Regions from separate parts of the Homo sapiens genome. Here region 1 is linked to region 2. A link is an interaction called in ENCODE POLR2A ChIA-PET data of the cell type or tissue named here. Cell type or tissue: PC-9. All regions are shown on one strand. Each heading gives the region's core, and the rest is flanking DNA. Links, peaks and the distances in the headings are about the cores only.

What was found. Peaks named below come from ENCODE experiments on the same cell type or tissue, not always from the same donor. Only the 100,000 strongest peaks of a DNase experiment are listed, where the experiment ranks them.
Region 1: POLR2A ChIA-PET joins it to region 2 with 5 read pairs; 2 of 35 experiments call an interaction of 5 or more read pairs at or near these places.

What each region holds. Positions count from the first base shown.
Region 1 is chr12:32,433,334-32,436,152 of GRCh38, reverse strand. The region is part of intron 1 of FGD4 (FYVE, RhoGEF and PH domain containing 4); the gene reads right to left. Among named protein-coding and RNA genes, the nearest start is that of FGD4, 35 kb to the right of the region's middle. In PC-9, for the core only: no CTCF peak of the experiment used is centred there; no DNase peak of the experiment used is centred there; H3K27ac peaks cover 506 bases.
Region 2 is chr12:32,551,729-32,554,547 of GRCh38, reverse strand. All of the region lies in intron 1 of FGD4 (FYVE, RhoGEF and PH domain containing 4), which reads right to left. Among named protein-coding and RNA genes, the nearest start is that of DNM1L, 130 kb to the left of the region's middle. In PC-9, for the core only: no CTCF peak of the experiment used is centred there; no DNase peak of the experiment used is centred there.

The DNA.
Region 1 (2,819 bases), core at 35-2,534, 120 kb after region 2:
ATTCTAATAGGAGGGCTACACTGTACATCACGGTGTCCAGTGACAACTTGTTCCAGACATTTACAGAAGGAAAATATCCTAGGTAAATGAAATCGTCATTCTGTGTCCTCCCCCGACAGCAGATATGTCCTTCCGTTGAGTGAGGATAACCTTATGTCCACCAAGGGTACTTTGAGAAAGTCCCTAAGGAGCAAGCTTCTGTCCCACTGTTTCAGAGTATTTATTCTTTGAACACGAAAGTATTGGTTAGTTATGTTCTCAGCTCTCCTTGCTGTTGCATTTGGGCACTCACTCACTGCAAGTAACTTAGATCTTTTTATTTGAATGAATTTTAAAGCAGTAAGTAGAATTACAAAGGAATATGAAAACCATGGACTAGATGGACCATTTTATGTAATCAGAAAGCGGGGCCACCCATCACTGCCAGAAATACCATGTAAAAATTGGCAATTCAGAGGTTGCAGTATTTAGTACAATAAATAAATAAATGATCAACATTGTGTAATCACTAACAAAAAGTGTCATAATGCACCAAAAAAATCAACAAAATTATATTCGCTAATGAGTATCAATAAAATAAGTTCGAATGATGGAAACCACAAAAAAAAGGCCAATTCCAACTTAGTCATTTAAAACACACACACACACACACACTTTTTTAATTGTAGCTAGCATTTATTGAGTACTGAATATGTAAATATATCATTTTATGAGCATTACTCTATTTAATCCTTCATAACTTCTGAAATGAGACCTTTGATTATCCTGATTTTATAAATAAACAGCCTGAGAGAAACTGACTCACCCAAATCTGTGAATTAGCAGAGGCAGCATTTGAACCCAGGCCTGTCTAACTCCTGAGCTAGATCTCTCAACTAGTTTCATTTCACTTTAAAGAAATGAAGTGGCCAGGCACGGTGGCTCACACCTGTAATCAATCCCAGCACTTTGGGAGGCCAAGGTGGGCGGATCACCTGAAGTCGGGAGTTCGAGACCAGCCTGACAAACATGGAGAAACTCCATCTCTATTAAAAATACAAAATTAGCCAGGCGTGGTGGCGCATGCCTGTAATCCCAGCTACTCGGGAGGCTGAGACAGGAGAATCACTTGAACCCGGGAGGCAGAGGTAGCGGTGAGCCAAGACTGTGCCACTGCACTCCAGCCTGGGCAAAAAAAAGAAAGAAAAGAAAAGAAAAAAAAAAGAAAAGAAGGAAAGAAAAGAAATGAAGCGAAGCTGCTCCTCTCAGAAAAGAAATTTGTATCATTCACCACTATATTTGATTTTTTTCATCTTATTCAATCCTCTGACTCATATATAGCACACTGACAAAATCTGGTCAAAACATCATATGGTGCCTCAACACATTGTGTAGATTTTTGCATCAGAATAAATGTGTACCTTGTTAACAAGTTAACCATGTTCTAAATGTCAATATCTACAAAAGTTTAAAGCACATTCCCATTTTTCTAGCATAAAGCAATGAGAAGGCAATTAAGTTAATGACATTCATGAAGAAATCACAGAGCTACTGGAATCACAAAAGTCATAATTTACATGAAGGAAATAACCTTCCTGAGGAATACAGTGTAATTAAGGCTTTCCTCTTTGAAAAGGCCTAACATTTCTAAGGAGCTAAGAAATGAATTTAGCCTACAAATTCAAACTTATTTTTCGTGTGTACAAAATTTATCCAACTTGAAGGGAGAAAGAAACTATTTTCAATATTCTAGCTGTAAAAAACTGTATTTAAAACTATTACTGCTCACCTGAGTCTTCGTTCTCCAATCACAGGATAATCAACTTTTCTATGAATTAGAAGCATCTAATGCAAACTCACACAGAACAAATTACCAGTAAGTCTCTCCTCCATTTTATAAGCAGCGACAAAGTTTTAGAACATCATAAAAGAGCTAGGAACAGACAGGGTCTGTGAGGAACTTAGAAAATCAAGGGGAAGGCCCAGCTTGTTGTGCAATTCAGGTTTAAATATATTATCAGGCCGGGCACAGTGGTTCATGCCTGTAATCCCAGCACTTTGGGAGGCTGAGGCGGGCGGATCACGAGGTCAGGAGATCAAGACCATCCTGGCTATCATGGTGAAACCCCATCTCTACTAAAAATACAAAAATTAGCTGGGCGTGGTGGTGCATGCCTGTAGTCCTAGCTACTCGGGAGGCTGAGGCAGAAGAATCGCTTGAACCCAGAAGGCGGAGGTCGCAGTGAGCCAAGATCACGCCACTGCACTCCAGCCTGGCGACAGAGCAAGACTCCGTCTCAAAAAATAATAATAATAAATAAATAAATAAATAAGTAAATATATTATCAGGTAGTCAATCCCTTTGCTTTACAGAAGGATGTTTCATTGCATCCCATGATACAAAATTTTAAAGATGTAACTTTGTCTCAAAGCAACAATTAACAGTGATATGGCTAACTTCAATAGCTAGAATTAGAGGATGCTTCGTTACATAAAACATGTACTTTTGAAAGCTACATTAAAAAAATGCACTTTTAGGCCAGGTGCGGTGGCTCATGCTTATAATCCCAGCACTTTGGGAGGCCGAGGTGGGCGGATCACCTGAGGTCAGGAGTTCAAGACCAGCCTGGCCAACATGGTGAAACCCCGTCTCTACAAAAATACAAAAATGATGGCAGGTGCCTGTAATCCCAGCTACTCGGGAGGCTGAGGCAGGAGAATCGCTTGAACCTGGGAGGCAGAGGTTGCAGTGAGCCGAAACTGAGCCACTGAACTCCAGCCTGGGTGAAAGAGCAAGACTCCGACTCAAAAAGAAAAAAAAAGAAAAATGTATTTTTAAA
Region 2 (2,819 bases), core at 22-2,521:
AGGCAGCAATTGTGCTCCTGACAAATCCCAGGAATACCACCTGTCACAGGGTAGATGCTCAATATGTATTTGTCAAACAAATGAATTCTGGAGACCTTGGGCAACTTTCTCTGTTTGCCAAAATTCTTAGTTTCTATTTCATAAAAGATGTTTTCTAAATTCTGACAATATGGAAATATCTAGAGCCCAACCTATATAAAATTTGATATTTCCATTTAAATCTAAAATCCAAAACATTCAAAGTTATTCTACCAAAATCCTCAATATTCAGTTAAAACAAACAAAAAAAAAGTTAAAAGCTATACATACCCAAATAATTTTTTCACAACCCAGAAGCAGATTGGTAAGCATCTGGAATTGTAGAACTCTCCAGATGTTTGTCTTGATAAAAAATAGTAACAGTAAAAAAAAATCCCAGTTATTGACTGAATGTTTCTGTTATTATTTTCATTTATCATTATGTTTTTGAGACAGGACCTCACTCTGCCACCTAGACTGAGGTGCACTCACAACTCACTGCAGCCTCAATCTGAGCTCAAGTGATCCTCCCACCTCAGCCTCCTGAGTAGCTGTGACTACAGGCATGCACCACCACGTTCAGCTGATTTTTTAAAAATTGGGGTTTCTGTTGCCCAAGCTGGTCTCTAACTCCTGGTGTGAAGCAATCCTCCTGCCTCAGCCTCCCAAAGTTACGGAATTACAGGCATAAGCCACCATGCCCAGCATGTTTCTGTTTATTATTTTATTTACATTTACTAGGATCACTAACTTATATGCATTATAGGCTGCCAATATTTGAGACTCATCATACAATGCTACCTAAAATTAAAGAATGTCATACTGTCAGGTAAAGCAAATGGCTTGAGATCTTTTGAGTTCAAAGGTAATATAAACTCAAAATAAGACTTGAAGGGAGATAACTACAGATATTCAATATTTTTAAAGGTCTCATGGTTGGATGAGCACAAATACAAAGTGTAAAAAGGCAACTTTGACTGTTATCTTTCTTAAGCATATCAACAATGTGGCCACGCAGTTGACAGAAATGTACAGCCTCTCAAGACAAAAATAATTTTTAAAACAATAATTTTCAGACTAGAAATATTTTGTTTTCCCCAAATTATACTCCATAATTATTTACTGAGTGCCTTTTGTTTGCTACCCTGAAAGGATAAAAAGGATAACACTAAGATTTCTAAAGAATATTATTGTCTGTGGCACCTTAAAAGTTAGAATTCTGTTAGAACACAACCTGCTATACTTGTCCTAATTCCAATTTTGAATAGGAGCTGATAAGACCCATGGCCACAGTGCCTGTTATAAGAAGACTGTGTATTGCTACAATAAAAATTTGGGCTCCAGAGGTCCAACACTCTGCTCCACCACTCTCGGGATGGCCATTTGTTGTTAGAGGACATGTGTCCCTGCATAGACATGTTAAAAGTGCATACTCCGGCCAGGTGCAGTGGCTCATGCTTGTAATCCCAGCACTTTGGGAGGCCGAGGCGGGTGGATCACCTGAGGTAGGGAGTTTGAGACCAGCCTGACCAACATGGAGAAACCCTGTCTCTACTAAAAATACAAAAAAAAAAAAAAAAAAAAATTAGCCAGGCGTGGTGGCGCATGCCTGTAATCCCAGCTACTCAAGAGGCTGAGGTAGGAGAATCGCTTGAACCCAGGAGGTGGAGGTTGCGGTGAGCCAAGATCGCGCCATTGCACTCCAGCCTAGGCAACAAGAGCGAAACTCTGTCAAAAAAAAAAAAGGTACACTCCATGATGACTCTTGCATTGGAGCTGGCCAGTGTGCTCTGCTGTACCTTGGCATGCTGTTTTCTTAGGTAGAGACTGAACTTACCACTGCAACAGGAAGGCAGCTCTCCCTCATATTTGCCCTCACTACTGCCCGAGTTCCATGTACTAATGGAGGTTTCCCTTTCTGCTGTGTTCAACTAAGAATGTTGGTTAAAGCCGAGAGTGGTGGTTCACGCCTGTAATCCCAGCACTTTGAGAGGCCAAGGCAGGCGGATCACCTGAGGTCAGGAGTTCGAGAGAAGCCTAGCCAACATGGTGAAACATTGTCTCTACTACAAAAAAAAAAAAAAAAAAAAAAAAATGCAAAAATTAGTCGGGCATGGCGGCGGGCGCCTGTAATCCCAGCTACTCAGGAGGCTGAAGCAGGAGAATCGCTTGAACCTAGGAGGTGGAGGTTGCAGTGAGCCGAGATTGAGCCACTGCACTCCAGCCTGGGCGACAGTGTGAGACTCCATCTCAAAAAACAAACAAAGAAACAAATAAAGATTACAGAAAGATCTAGCTATTTACAGTACACAAATTACTCTGTGTCTACAGGGATGACCAGAGTGGAAAGTGGGAGTAAAGAGAAACCACAATCAAGTACATGTGTCTCTTTCTGCCTGCTTACAAAAGGCAATTCTAGTTGACACCATCTTGAGCTGGAGGAGGTTCGCAGACTGCTGTGCTTTATCTGAAAATTGTTTCCAATTCAGCTTAACACCCATTTCTTGGTCCCTTCTTTTACAGCTAAGCATAGCAATATGGAAGAGACTGGGCAACAGATTTATTAAAACACCTCGTGTTACTGCTTTGTTGGTGGTGACAAATGGGCCTGAGAAGTTGCCCATTCCACAGGATAAGATAAATGCCGAATTTTTAAACGATCACATTTTTTCGCCAGAGCCTAAGATTCATAATAGTTTTGAGCTTTAATATCAGTGAATACATCATGAAGAACTCCACGCATATTACTGTGCAGATAGGCCTGAAAACTGATGGTATATTTTTCTGGTATGATCATCCGT